Linked DNA regions of Mus musculus: region 2 is linked to region 1. The links are chromatin loops, found by intact Hi-C in ENCODE. Cell type or tissue: left cerebral cortex. All regions are shown on one strand. Each heading gives the region's core, and the rest is flanking DNA. Links, peaks and the distances in the headings are about the cores only. Region 1 has its middle 24 kb from the start of Mir3961. Region 2 has its middle 250 kb from the start of Gm24295.

Region 1 (7,040 bases), core at 1,478-3,977:
GCGCGCGCGCATGCATGTGCCTGTGTATTTGGAAGCTTCTAATTTCAGATACCCATAGTGAAGCACTAAAATCAACAATATAAAGGTGGATGAAGTTGATAATTCCACAACCCGATGATACTTACCATGTTTAAGAATTCAGGAGCCAGAAAGTTCACCTAATAATTATGCTATAAATATGAATGTGTGTGGAATACACCGGCTCTCACCTCTTTGTGGTAAGTAACAAAGTGTAAGGCATATGAAACCCAAGATCACTTCATCCCTACAGGGTAACTTACAAATGACTATTGTGTGCTTCTGTTTTTGAGAATGTTATAAAAATACATATCTTATCCTACAGCTTTTAAGTTATTCCAAAATAATTCTGTCACAATGTTGTAAGTGATATATATATATGCACTGAAAGTAGGCAAAATAGCCCTGGTGTATAAATTTACAACTGTATTTATAGGATGTTTAAATTTCCTACAATCTATTCTATTATCTTGAATGAAGCACTACAACTTCTTGCCTTTGTAACTTATCACTTTTGAACTAATACAAAATATTTTCGATTCAATCCTAACTCAACATTCTCTCCAGGAAAAATAACAAATTTCAACTTCTCTGCTGTAATTTAATAATATTTATGAGATCTAAGAATGGGTAGTCTAAGCCTTAACACATCCAGATATGCAAAGACACAGTGATACTGTCTAGGTTATATTTTTAGTAAAATGCTCACAAAGAGAAAGAACATAGCAAGAGACTATAAAACATGGTGGAATTCTCTAAAAAATGTGTGTTGCATAATTGCTGGATTTATATTCTCTGTGTTTCCCATTTTGTTTTTGTTCTCTTTTCTGGAGCTTATAATCTCTCTCTCTCTCTCTCTCTCTCTCTCTCTCTCTCTCTCTCTCTCTCTCTCTCTCTCTCTCTCTCTCTGTGTGTGTGTGTGTGTGTATAGAGATTAGATAGATAAATAGATAGATAGATAGATAGATAGATAAATAGATAGATAGATAGATAGATAGATGATAGAGATTTTCACATAGATTTCCCTTATATATCTAATGTAATATAACTGCAATAGTTTTTTGTCTAACCAATTATGTAGGATCAAGGGGAAAGCACTGTATGCCAAACAGTGATATTCTCTACATCTAAAATCTAAATAATGTGTAATAGTGTGTCCTCTATTTTCATATTCTTTTTAGTCATTTATACTTAACCAGTTTGGAAAGAATGACATTTCCAAACTCTCCGTAATATATAAATAGCATGTCTTCCTTCATGAGTTTCTTTCCTTCTTTCTTTCTTTCTTTCTTTCTTTCTTTCTTTCTTTCTTTCTTTCTTTCTTTCTTTCTTTCTTCCTTCCTTCCTTCCTTCCTTCCTTCCTTCCTTCCTTCCTTCCTTCCTTCCTTTCTTTTTTTGTTTTTGTTTTTTGTTGTTGTTTTTTTGTTTTTTGAGGCAGGGTTTCTCTGTGTAGCCCTGGCTGTCCTGGAACTCACTTTGTAGACCATGCTGGCCTTGAACTCAGAAATCCTCCTGCCTCTGCCTCCCAAGTGCTGGGATTAAAGGCGTGCACCACCACCACCTGGCTCCTTTGTGAATTTCTTAAAATAATATTCAGTAAAAACAAATGAAAAAAGAAAAAGATTTAAAATTTTTAGTGTTTATGGTAGTTGATTCCAAAGAAGAACATTGAGGAAAATTTAAATACAAACAGCCATTCACACAGGCAAACTGTTCGCTTATAGGGCTCCTCTTACCATCCCTTTCCCACAATGATGAGGAAGAAGAACACAAGGGAACAGGTTTAATATGGTTGGGAATCCACCAGCCAGAATGGCAGAACTGTTATCATCTTGTTGATGCTTCATGTTGCAGAGATACTAATTTTCATGTGTGTCCCAGAATGTAAACAGATGCTTGAATATACTTATGTTCTTACTTTGAGTCATTTGGGAGGAGAGGAGATGAATAATATACTGTCATTTCATTATAACATTTTTTAAAAACTTGGTTATGGATGTCTATCATGTACAAATCAGTTGATAGTAGAAAGGTTTCAGTGTAGTCGTGGTATTTATAGTGAAGAATATCTAAGAAGCCATTTATCAGATACTGACATTTTCACTTGAAAGAGTGGCAAAATATGGAAACAAGAAATTTATTTTCATTAAGAGAAAGGTGCTTCTTTCCAAACTAAATCACCTTGTCATGGCTACATTACCTGTCTCAGAAATAATTACTTTCTCTTTCCAAACTCATCTGACACCAATTTCTTCCCTTTCTTTCCAAAACTAACAAATTTTCTTATTCGCTTCCTTTCTCCCTAACTTGGGTACTTATATGCCTAACAAAGGTTGATAGACTCTAGTTTTTAATACATTTCCACTAAATTTTACAAATAGAGTCATAATATTTTAAGACTGAAAAAAACTGGTATTTCTTGTGTTTTAAAATAAATTAATTGAACTAGGAAAGAGACTGAAAATGAGAAGCAGCTTTTATATTTCAAAAATGAAATAAAATGATCACTTTCAAATTCTGGGAGATTCTCAATATAATTCAGTAGAGGAACTACAATGAATGACCATATTATCAATATATAAAGTACTTTAAATGTAAATTTCTGATTTGGTGAACTGATGTGTCCATGATATTTGATCAAGAAAAGATGTTTTGTTTTATTTGAATTCCTGTATCACATTGATGCCAAAGACACTGTTGTTTTTAAAGTGCATCAGCTAGGACATCACAAAAGTACCACTTTCCAAATTGCTATGGGTAGCAGCAAGACAATCAAAGGCATCATTCTAAATTGACTTTTACATTGCGAGAAATTTACTGATCTAAAAATTTACCAAGAGGGAGACCAGCACATCTGCCCCTATAGAAATGATTTTTGCATAGTAAGTGTTGATCTGCATAACCACATGATGGTTGCAAGTGCTGATTACCAAATCTGAATCATCATTACTTAGCAAAGTTCTATAAATACACATGGCACCATGTAATATATTCAGCTGCACTAAATTAATGACAAAGTCCTCATCCCAAGGAGCTTGGGGTCTAAAACTGAAGAATGGCACAAAATACAAATATGCAGAAAATACGGCATACAAGAGAAATTGTCAGTGAAATAGTTTCAGTGGAAGGTTTTTATGGTTTGAATAAAATGATAAATTAAAAATTTACATAAAACTTCATTTTTGGATTCATCATGCTCGAAAGTAAGCATTTCTAAAATACCACCTTCTGAATTCTTGGGATTATGTGTGTATGTGAATAACATATATATTCTTCATTTTTTATATTTAAGAATGATAAAATCAGTATATCCAAATTGAGTTCTTTATCCCTTCATGGTGTTCATATTTTTTACAATCTGCTCCTGACCACGAAAGACATTTTCGAGATTCTGTCTGCTCATTATCTTCCCCTACCAAACACCAAGTCCTGGTAGTTACCAAAGATATGGCAAACTCTCCAATTTCATCTGATACGTTCTATCTAAGTTCCTTCGGATTTCTATTAAAGGAATACTGTTCTTTCCTATCTGTTTGCATTTTAGTTTCTCACCAACAGTAACTTTGTGTTAGCTTACCCAGTCAGTAGGTATAGCTGTCTATTTTCTTTCTACATTCTCTATTGTTGTACATCTAGCAAAAAACCATGTATCTATATAATATTCCCAACACTCCAGAGAAATTAAATTTGTTCTCTGATGCATATATCAACATTCAATAAAATTGTCCTGTCTTACGAATAGTTTCTGTCTGCCATTTCATAAAGATTATCCCCTTACACCACTCAGAACACAGCGTTTACCTCCCTAATATCCATCCACCCATTCCTTCTCAATTTAAGGCATAAACTGTTCCTGTCCTCCAGAGGTGTGTTTCTGTTCCTCCAGATGTGAGAAAAGGTGATCCGTTATGCCCCAACATGAGGCTTGTTACTCATTGCAAGGATAATGTTTCTCCTGTCCTTGGATTTAGACACAATACTTATTCCTGGAAATGACTTTCTTCTCCCTCTGTCCTAGGTGGAGCTTGAATAAATGTTTTGTTTTGACTCCGAAGTCTCTTTTTGTAGTTGAGACTGCCTGGAAGTCATAGCTATCCCCCTAGGCCATTCCATGAGTATAAGAGTGGCAAGAATGTACTACCACTGTGGCTACCCAATACTAATTTTAATCATATATGTTAAATACTCAGTCAAACTGCTTCTAAGATTTGACCCATGCATGTGTTAACCTAACATGGGAGTTAGTCATTTTTACATCAATACATTTAGAGCTGTTTTTAAAATCTGTATCATAAATGTTCTATTGCTAGAGACTTGGATATTTTACTTAAATTATCATTAAAAAATTAAGTTCTAGGAGGATGAGGCATGTATATACCTTGGTATATACCTGATTATGTCTATGCAGGTATATTACGTTATTAGTAATTTAAGCAGATCATTTGTCAATAGGACTAAAGTAAATATTCTTGTGACAGAAGATTGAACTACTTAATGTGAAGTCCCTCTTCTCTCGTGACTAATCTCAAATGATTAGAGAACTATATCGGAGATGGGTTACATAGTGTAAACCCAGCACTCAGGATAGTGATCTAGGTCTATGCCAGAAACTGGGTTACTTAATACAATCTTAGTGCTTGGAACAGTGGCCTCGCTTTATGCCAGACATGGGGTGTATACTATAGTCTCTGTACTCAAGGGAATTGCAATCTCAGAACTCTGGCAGAATGGTTAAAATTTCAAAGTAAACCTATACTACCTGGAAAACTTTAGTACAGTCTGAATTATAAACCAAGACCATCTCTCAAGAAATAGAAATAAAAACATGCAACAACCTTTCAAAGTACTGCATGAGGCAATTCACTGTGAGGCCAAACCCCATATGGAAATTGTCTTTTTTTTTTTTTTTTTTTTTTTTTTTTTTTTAGACTGTGGTAACAATAAAAAACAAAACATGAATTGGATGAGTTAAAATAATGAATGGTTACCATATCTCAGTTATGGAAAGAATAATTTCAAAATCAAGGTATCAATGGGGCTATCTTTCTTTGAACTATCAAAGGAAGAAACTGCCTCATTTTTCACCCATGGTTAATTGCATTGATATTCATATTTTGTCCATTAAAAAGCTATTCTGAAGCCTAATTCCCAATATGATAATGTTGGAAGATGGGACTAAGGTAATGATAGTGACAGTTTCTAAACCAAATTGGTGTACTTGCCATACACCAAATGTGCCAGTAGCTTGATTTGGGACTTAATAGCTTACAGAACTAAGAGATAAATTTATGTTCATTGTAAAGTATTTGTATTAAGTACTCATTCTGTTGATGCTTTAGTAGACTAAGATCCATTGTATGGCATTCTGACAATCATTAGTAACTTTTATATCTCATTACCCTTGTGTGTTTGTATCATAAACCTCTTTTTCTGTTATGTAAATTTTTATTGAAATTTTGTAATATATATATACATACCATATATATATATATATATATATATATACATACCATATATATATATATATATATATATACATACCATATATATATATATATATGTAAGATATTTTCTTTATTTACATTTCAAACTTCATAAGAGGTATATGATGTTACCTGGGGAAAGGGATACCATCATACACATATTATGAAGTATGGTGTTTTGAATATGCTTGGCCCAGGGAGTGGCACTATTAGGAGGAATAGCCTTTTTGGAATAGGCATGGCCTTGTTGGAGAAAGTTTGTCACTGTGGACATGGGCAATGAGACTCTCCTAACCATGTGGGAACCAGTTGTCTCCTAGATGCCTCCAGATGAAGATGTAGAACTCTCAGATCCTTCTACACCATACCTGCTTGGATGCTGCCATGCTCCCACTTTGATGATACTGAACTTGACCGCTGAAAACTGTAAGACAGCCCCAATCAAATGTTGTATTTATAAGAGTTGCTTTGGTCATAGTGTGTGTTTACAGCAGTAAAACCCTGACTAATACATAAAGATCCCAGTTACACTGAATCCTGACTCCAGCAACTTTGATAGTTTCATTTTAATAAGTATTTTCATCTGGAACTGATCTATTTTGTAGATAATACAAGATATAATGTAGCATACTTGCAGAGGTTAGGGACTCTGCACCTCATTCTTCTTGGGACAAAAGGATAAAGTTAATCTGTGACAAATGATAGCACCTATTGCTTTGTCTTTGTGGAAGGACATGTCACTGAATGCCTTGCTCTTCATGGTGAAAAGGTTAATTGTGCTGGTAGAGCACCCCCATTGCAGGCAGGTAAGAGAGAAACCTAAAAGTTAAAAAAAGCAAATAAATACTGCTATTGTCTATGAATAGAACCCAGATAGTGAGACAATGACTATTTCCAACTACACTTTACCCATAATTGTCTCTTGTATTGGAATGAAGGCATCTTCTAAATGGATACTATCTAGCTCTGTCAGGTCAGAAGTGATTGACATTAACAACATGACCTGGCTGGTGAAGAGGTGGTTTTATTTAATTTTGTTTATAAATCAATTAATTCTTTTAAATTTCACAGGAGAGAACTACTGTGTGATTTTGTTTTTACTCTAATTGAAATTATCTGCTTAACAAGATGAGGGACTTATGTAATTTTGATGAATGAAATGAAATAATATATTACTCAATTTTAAAAGATTAAAATTGATCCAGAGCACAACACAGACCTTCCAGTTGAAACACAAAACCAAAGGTCTCCAGCTAAGTGGAAATACTGTCGCAGAAAAAACACAAAAAAAGTATGGTTAGAGACAGGCAAATTTTCCTCTCTATGAAGTCTTAATGGGGAAAACTGCCATATAATCTCTTACAAGTCACTATATCTTTCCAAATATAAATTATCAAACATTATATAATCTTAAATGATTTCTTGTGATGGTACAATTTAGAAAATGCATGTAGGTATATTGTCTGGTAGTTAGAATTCAGTATATTTTTCATAACATTATTATGGCTGTGAGAAATTTTTACCCAAGTTACCTGAAGT
Region 2 (7,040 bases), core at 1,541-4,040, 420 kb before region 1:
GCATATTAAATTCAATATTAATGTGAAGAGAATCCAGGATCTTTTACATGTGAATGTTTGGTGGTGGTGGTGCAGGGGATGGAAGCCAGGCCATGCTGCACACTAAGCACTGGACCACTGAGTGTAGTCCAGCAATTTAATTTTGATAGAAAGAACATCAAGTTTCACACCATATTGTCTCATTTAGTACTATAATTTCTAACAAAGATTATTTCAATGAATTGTTTCTTCTCTTGGAAAAGTGACTAGATATACAGGTACACTATATTTGCAAAAATGTTTTTCTATATAGCTCCACAGACCATTAACCATCTGAATATGTTTTTGCAATATTTTCTCTGAAAAATTTAATGATATTGATACACACACACATACACACACACACGTGTACATGTGTGTGTGTGTATGTGTGTGTGTGTATGTGTGTGTGTGTATGTGTGTGTGTGTATATGTGCATGCGTGTGTGTGTGTGTGAACAAATGTATGTGGAGGTCAAATGTTTGTATGTTTTCTCCAATTACTTCTAATTTAAAAAAAATTATTGCTTTGGCTTGATTGGTTGGTCTGCCCAAACCTAGGATGCACTTGTTTCTACCCAGCACTATGTTGCTTCTGTATTCTATGCGCAATTTTACATGAGTTTTAAGTTATTCAGAGCCAGACCCTCATGTTTCCAAAACAACCCCTTCACTCACAGTCATCTCCCCAGTCATAATCTATGTTTTCCTTACAATACAACTTTCACAGTACTCTCAGTAAGCGTCTATCTTTAGGCTGAATGAAAGGAAATCCAAAGGATAACAAATATGCATGTTTGCTGAGTAAGCCTTCCCACCTGTGCCATAGACAAGCAGGGGCCACAAACTATAGTGATTGCTTGTCAGCACACCTTCAAATATCACGAACCTAGTTAATCTGTGCAAGAATGACGTAGTGGGTCTTCTGAGAGTATCCCAAAACCACAGTCCAATGTCTCAGATAAATATGGTGTATAAGAGAGCAATACTTAACCAAAGACATGTGAAATACTCACGTTTGAGTCTCTTTCCACCAGAAAGAAAGTTCTTGAGACATCTGATATTATTGGGGGTAACTCTTGAGACTGATTCGGGATATAAAGAAGGAAGCAGCTCTATAAACTATGATCAGAGCTTACAATATCTCAGGTGATGCTTAATCACACTTGACAATGGATTGGAAACGTATTCTACTCTTCATACTCATCAATAGTTTTTTTTCAGAAAATTTTGTGCAGTTACTGCAAACTTATGTATTTCTTTCTGAAAAGAGTCTTATTCTCTCACCAAACTGAGAAATCAACAAGGTAAGGGACCAACATGTCTAGGTAAGAAGCAGAACCCTCAACAAAGCCTTGCTTTGGAGCAGTCTAACAATACTTATTGATGGAACTATCTTCATACTAAATATGAAGCTGATTGGGTATAGATCTTAGCTTAAACAAGGCTAACTGGCAATTTTGTTTTCTGCCGAGTCTCTTGGTCCTTCTGCTGGGTTTGTACATTCTTCGTTGCTACTTCTCAAGCAAAAGTTTGATATTTTGCAGCCTGTATGACCTCTACAGGCTGCCTTACAGTGATGCAAAAGTAGAGTTAGGTATCTTTTTCAAAATGGTAGTCCTGGGACACTCTTTTGGCAGTTCTTGGGTGCTTTATTCAGCCTAGCTATTTCATTATGGTATCTGTGTCAATTGTGTGACCTGTAATTTCTACACTGAACTATGTATCCAGAGGCAGAAGTGTCCAATCTATGATCCTGGGAGAAGTAGTCTTCTCAACAGGCATTGTTAGGGGAAGTTCAGAAAATAAGCTCTGGAGCACCCACCAAGATAAAACCCATTGAAGTTTCTGTATGTCCAAATATATATTTTTTTAATCTATAATCTCCAACCTTCTGCCTCAAGGCTGTTAGTTCAGTGCTACCTCTATTGAAGACTGTCTTTTAAAATGCTGATGTTATAATCAAAGTCTCTGGGTGCCACAGAAGCAATTCATTCACCATAGCTATACAGGTTAGTTTTATAAGTATGTCTGTGTAAGGCTGGACCAGCCACTGCAGCCTATGGATATTAAAACCAAAATAGTACGAGGAATAGTTGTAGGGGTGATTACAACACAGCACCAGAGTTTGTCTATCTCCATACTCTCCTGTGCTGAGTGCTAGTGTCGAGAGAATAAAATTCAGAAGTCCCTATTCACTAGAAATGGGATGCTTTTCAGCGTGATCTCTACAGCACTCTGTGAAGCAGCTCAGAAGATAACCTGATCTGCATTTTCTAATGAAACACTGCTGTTCACTGAATCACAATGTCAAGTTAGTTCCCAGAAGTCAGAGCTTTTGATTCTGGGATTAGTATTCACTCCATTTAGAGTAACTCAAGGGAAACGAGATTTAAAAAAACATGATTTCATCATCCTCTTCCAATATTATAACTGCCTTTACACTGCTGACAGGATCTTTCTTTCTTTCTTTCTTTCTTTCTTTCTTTCTTTCTTTCTTTCTTTCTTTCTTTCTTTCTCTCTTTCTTTCTCTTTCTTAGAAATGCCATCTCTTCCTTCTAAATCTGAGTGGTAAATGCGAAACCTAAAGCTCAAAACTATATTCTTGTAGCAAGAGCAATGCCTGGTATTCCAGAGACCAGTGGATGCTGTGCTCCCATCAGATATGAGTGTTCTTAACTTTGTCCTACTTGCCTCCAGTTTAGAGATAAAATTCTGCATACGTAAGACTGAAGTAGTCAGTGCTTTGTCACACAGGTCAAGTTAAAGACAAGGAAAAGGAGCGTGAGGAGTAGAGTATGCACACATGATCAGGACGTTCTTTCTCCTCTATTACATCTTCACATCAAGTGCCATAATGCCTAGAATTAGTAACCCCAAGAGGCAGTCTGCACTAGATAGGGATTCTGTTCCCAAGGTGCTGCATGATTATGTTGTGAGATATTTGCAGAGAGGTTTATTTTGGGCTGGGTGAAATTAGCTTCTTTGTTTACAAGAATACCATCTCACTGATCAAGTACATGCCTTAATAACCAGCACTTCTTAGGCTTTTATGTTGCCCTTAATTAGACTCTTCAAAGTTAATTAGGGGAACGGAGAGTACTTTTTGTTCTTTTAAGTCCCCTTTAACAGATTTTTGCACATAAAGTGTTCTCACACTTGTGGGTAGTTTGGCTTCTGCTCTAAAGCTACTGGTTAACTGTTTATTGGGTAACTAACTTGTCCTTTGCCTTTGTAGTGTAATACACTTTACTATCCTAAGTGCTGTTGATGCTTTACTCCCTTTTCAATCACTGTATGATTTATATTTAGATATAAGATATTATGTTAATCTTTAGCATTTTATTTGAGGTCTAGAAATTATCAAAACCAAATTTTTGGAACAGGAATATGGAGAGAGACAAGGATAACACTGACCACAGACAGTTTTACAAAACAAAAACAAATTCTCAGAACTCAAACCAATGAGTTTCCAGAGAACCACATGCCTCAGTAAATAGGCAAGGGGTTGATGGTGCAGGATGTAACATAATTTTTATTTGAATGACGATAAATATCAGTGACCTCATTTTGATACCTATTATGCTTTCAAATACATTAATAGTTCTTATTTATAAAAACTTAGTACATAGAGAGAATAGGAACTCAAAATAGGAAGCTAATCTCAAGAAGTAGGTTTTGCAGCCATGGTGCCCGGCTGCTTTGTACCACTAATAGTAATAAGAGACCATTAGAGGGGAAAGGAGTAGATGCGAAATAGACTTTGCATTAGAGCTGGAGCCTGTCACTCTTCTGGCAACCCTGCCGAGAGCTACACATCAAAGCCACCACTCTGCGCTAATAGTGTCACTTATCCCACAGCCTTTACACTGTCCCATATGCAGTCACTGTGCAGGGGGTATGCACATGAGGGTGAGAGGGGAGCTGACAATGTGCTAGAAGAAACCGTAGGAGATAAACCGACTGTGATTTATCACCTCTAATCCTTGCAATGGAAAACATTTAGGAAGAGCAAATAATTGAGGTCTTACAGAAATGTGCTTTTGTAAAAATCCCCCTGATTTAATTAGAGATCTAAATATGGAATAATAAAAATAATTTTAAAAAGTCATGAGAAAATCCTTAATATGTCTATATAATTGGAAGAAAGAAATCATGCTTTAAAATGCTTTTGGTAAAATGACTTAGTTTTGAGTATATGCCTGGAAGGATGTGTGTGTGTGTGTGTGTGTGTGTGTGTGTGTGTGTGTGTGTTTGAGAGAGATTTGTTAGTTCCACATGACAATTAGAATCATAAATATCTACATAATAAGCTGCTGAAACAAAAAGATTTCTATGAAATTGAAAGCACTAAGTGATAATGTACCTATGTTCTACTTATCACTGTCTCTCTTTCCTGGCTAATGTTTCAGATGCTGTACTTGTTCTTTTGTGTGGTTGTTGTATATCGTGTAATCATTGACTGGTACATCGTGACAGGTAGGCAGTGTGAAAACTGGGTGGTCAACATATGAACAGAGGAGCAGCACTTCCAGGCTCATGAGGCAAAATGCCCTGTCATGTGCTGCTCAGTTTCACTGCTGCCTGACCCATGACCTGTCTTTCCTAGTCTTTGGATAGACACAGTAACTGTAGTTTTATGTCAGCAGGTGTCTTAGCATCTGAGTTGGTTGTGGATACTTCTGAAGGTAGTTGGGAGAAGTCAGGTTGAGAAACACAAAAGTCTCAGTTCAATCTGAACATTATAAACATGAATAGCTAGTATACGTACTGCATCAGAGAAAGCCAAGCTTCTGGCTATTATAAAGAAGGCTGCTATGAACATAGTGGAGCAAGTGTCCTTACTACACATTGGAGCATCTTCTGGGTATATGCCCAGGAGTAGTATTGCTGGGTCTTCTGGTAGAACTATGTCCAATTTTCTGAGGAGCCACCAGACTGATTTCCAGAGTGGTTGTACCAACTTGTAGTCCCACCAACAATGGAGGAGTGTTCCTCTTTCTCCACATCCTTGCCGGCATCTTCTGTCACCTGAGTTTTTGATCTTAGCCATTCTGACTGGTATGAGATAGAATCTCAGGGTTGTTTTGATTTGCATTTCCCTGATTATTAAGGATGTTGAACATTTGTTCAGGTGCTTCTCAGCCATTCTGTATTCCTCAGTGGAGAATTCTTTGCTTAGCTCTGTACCCCATTTTTAAAAAGGGTTATTTGGTTTTCTGTAGTCCAACTTCTTGAGTTCTTTATATATATTGGATATTATCCCCATATCAGATTTAGGATTGGTAAAAATATTTTCCCAATCTGTTGGTTACCATTTTGTCTTATTGACAGTGTCCTGTGCCTTACAGAAGATTTGCAATTTTATGAGGTCCCATTTGTCAATACTCGATCTTACAGCACAGGCCATTGCTGTTCTGTTCAGGAATTTTCCCCCTGTGCTCATATCTTTGAGGCTTTTCTCCACTTTCTCCTCTATAATTTTCAGTGTCTTTGGTTTTATGTGGAGTTCCTTGGTCCACTTAGACTTGAATTTTGTACAAGGAGATAAGAACGGGTCAATTCCCATTCTTCTACATGATAACCGCCAGTTGAGCCAGCATCTCTTGTGCTTGAAAATGCTGTCTTTTCCCCACTGGATGGTTTTAACTCCTTTGTCAAAGATCTAATGACCATAAATTTGTGTGTTCATTTCTGGGTCTTCAAAAGCACCCAGATGTCCGTCAACAGAGGAATGGATACAGAAAATGTGGTACATTTACACAATGGAGTACTATGCAGCTATTAAAAACAATGAATTCATGAAATTCTTAGACAAATGGATGGATCTGGAGGATATCATCTGAAGTGAGGTAACCCAATCACAAAAGAACACACATGATATACACTCACTGATAAGTGGATATTAGCCCAGGAGGTCAGAACATCCAAGATTCAATTTGCAGTACACGTGAAACTCAAGAAGAAGGAAGACCAAAGTTTGGATACTTCGACCCTTCTTAGAAGGGGGTACAAAATACCCATGGAAGAAGTTACAGAGACAAAGTGTAGAGCAGAGACTGAAGGAATGACCATCCAAAAACTGCCCCACCTGGGGATCCATCCCATAAACAACCACCAAACCCAGACACTATGGCAGATGCGAACAAGAGCTTGCTGACAGGAGCCTGATATAGCTATCTCCTGAGAGGCTATGCCAGTGCCTGACTAATACTGAAGTGGATGCTCACAGTCATCCATTAGATGGAGCACAGGGTCCCCAATGAAGGAGCTAGAGAAAGTACCCAAGGAGCTGAAGGGGTTTAAAGCACCCTAGTAGGAACAACAATATGAACTAACCAGTAACCCCAGAGCTCCCTGGGACTAAACCACCAATCAAAGAAAACACAGGGAAGGACTTGTGGCTATAGCTGCATATGTAGCAAATGTCGGCCTGGTTGGCCATCAATGGGAGGAGAGGCCCTTGGTCCTGTGAAGGTTCTATGCCCAGTATAGGGGAATGCCTGGGCCAGGAAGTGGGGGTGCATGGGTTTCGGAGCAGGGAGATGGGAGAGGATAGGGGATTTTCAGAAGGGAAACTAGGAAAGGGAATAACATTTGAAATGTAAATAAAGGAAATATCTAATAAAAACAAAAAAAAAAAACAAAAGAAAAAGAAAAAGAGAAACAATCAATTCAAAGGAAATATTGCTAATTGAAAGAAAGTTTAAAACACTCTCTATTGTTTAGAGATAGCTATAAAGTTCCCCACTCATTTTTTATTCCTTATGGTCCTCCAAAAGTCCCCCAGTTAGAGGACATTCATGTGTGGCCTCTAAGTATAAGGCGATCAAACCATTTGATGAGTATATCCTAGGAAACTGGATATCTGTTGGATTTACATTCTATTTTGTCCAAGCTTCCAGGAGACATTTCTGAAACCACAAGATGGTGCTAGGCCATGCCCTTGTCCATCATCCCTTAAACCTGCTGGGAGTGGTGCTTGTCCTTCACAAAGTCTCCCCAGCCCTTTTCTCTAAAATT

The links. A loop is a pair of places that touch in the nucleus more often than their neighbours do. Peaks named below come from ENCODE experiments on the same cell type or tissue, not always from the same donor. Only the 100,000 strongest peaks of a DNase experiment are listed, where the experiment ranks them.
Region 2: a loop joins it to region 1, with 4 times the contacts of the local background. A loop is called at or near these places in 2 of 42 quality-filtered maps.

Annotation. Positions count from the first base shown.
Region 1 is chr13:82,718,988-82,726,027 of GRCm38, forward strand. No RefSeq gene overlaps it. Among named protein-coding and RNA genes, the nearest start is that of Mir3961, 24 kb to the left of the region's middle. In left cerebral cortex, for the core only: no CTCF peak of the experiment used is centred there; a DNase peak (open chromatin) is centred at 2,914.
Region 2 is chr13:82,301,406-82,308,445 of GRCm38, forward strand. No RefSeq gene overlaps it. Among named protein-coding and RNA genes, the nearest start is that of Gm24295, 250 kb to the left of the region's middle. In left cerebral cortex, for the core only: no CTCF peak of the experiment used is centred there; a DNase peak (open chromatin) is centred at 2,844; H3K27ac peaks cover 910 bases.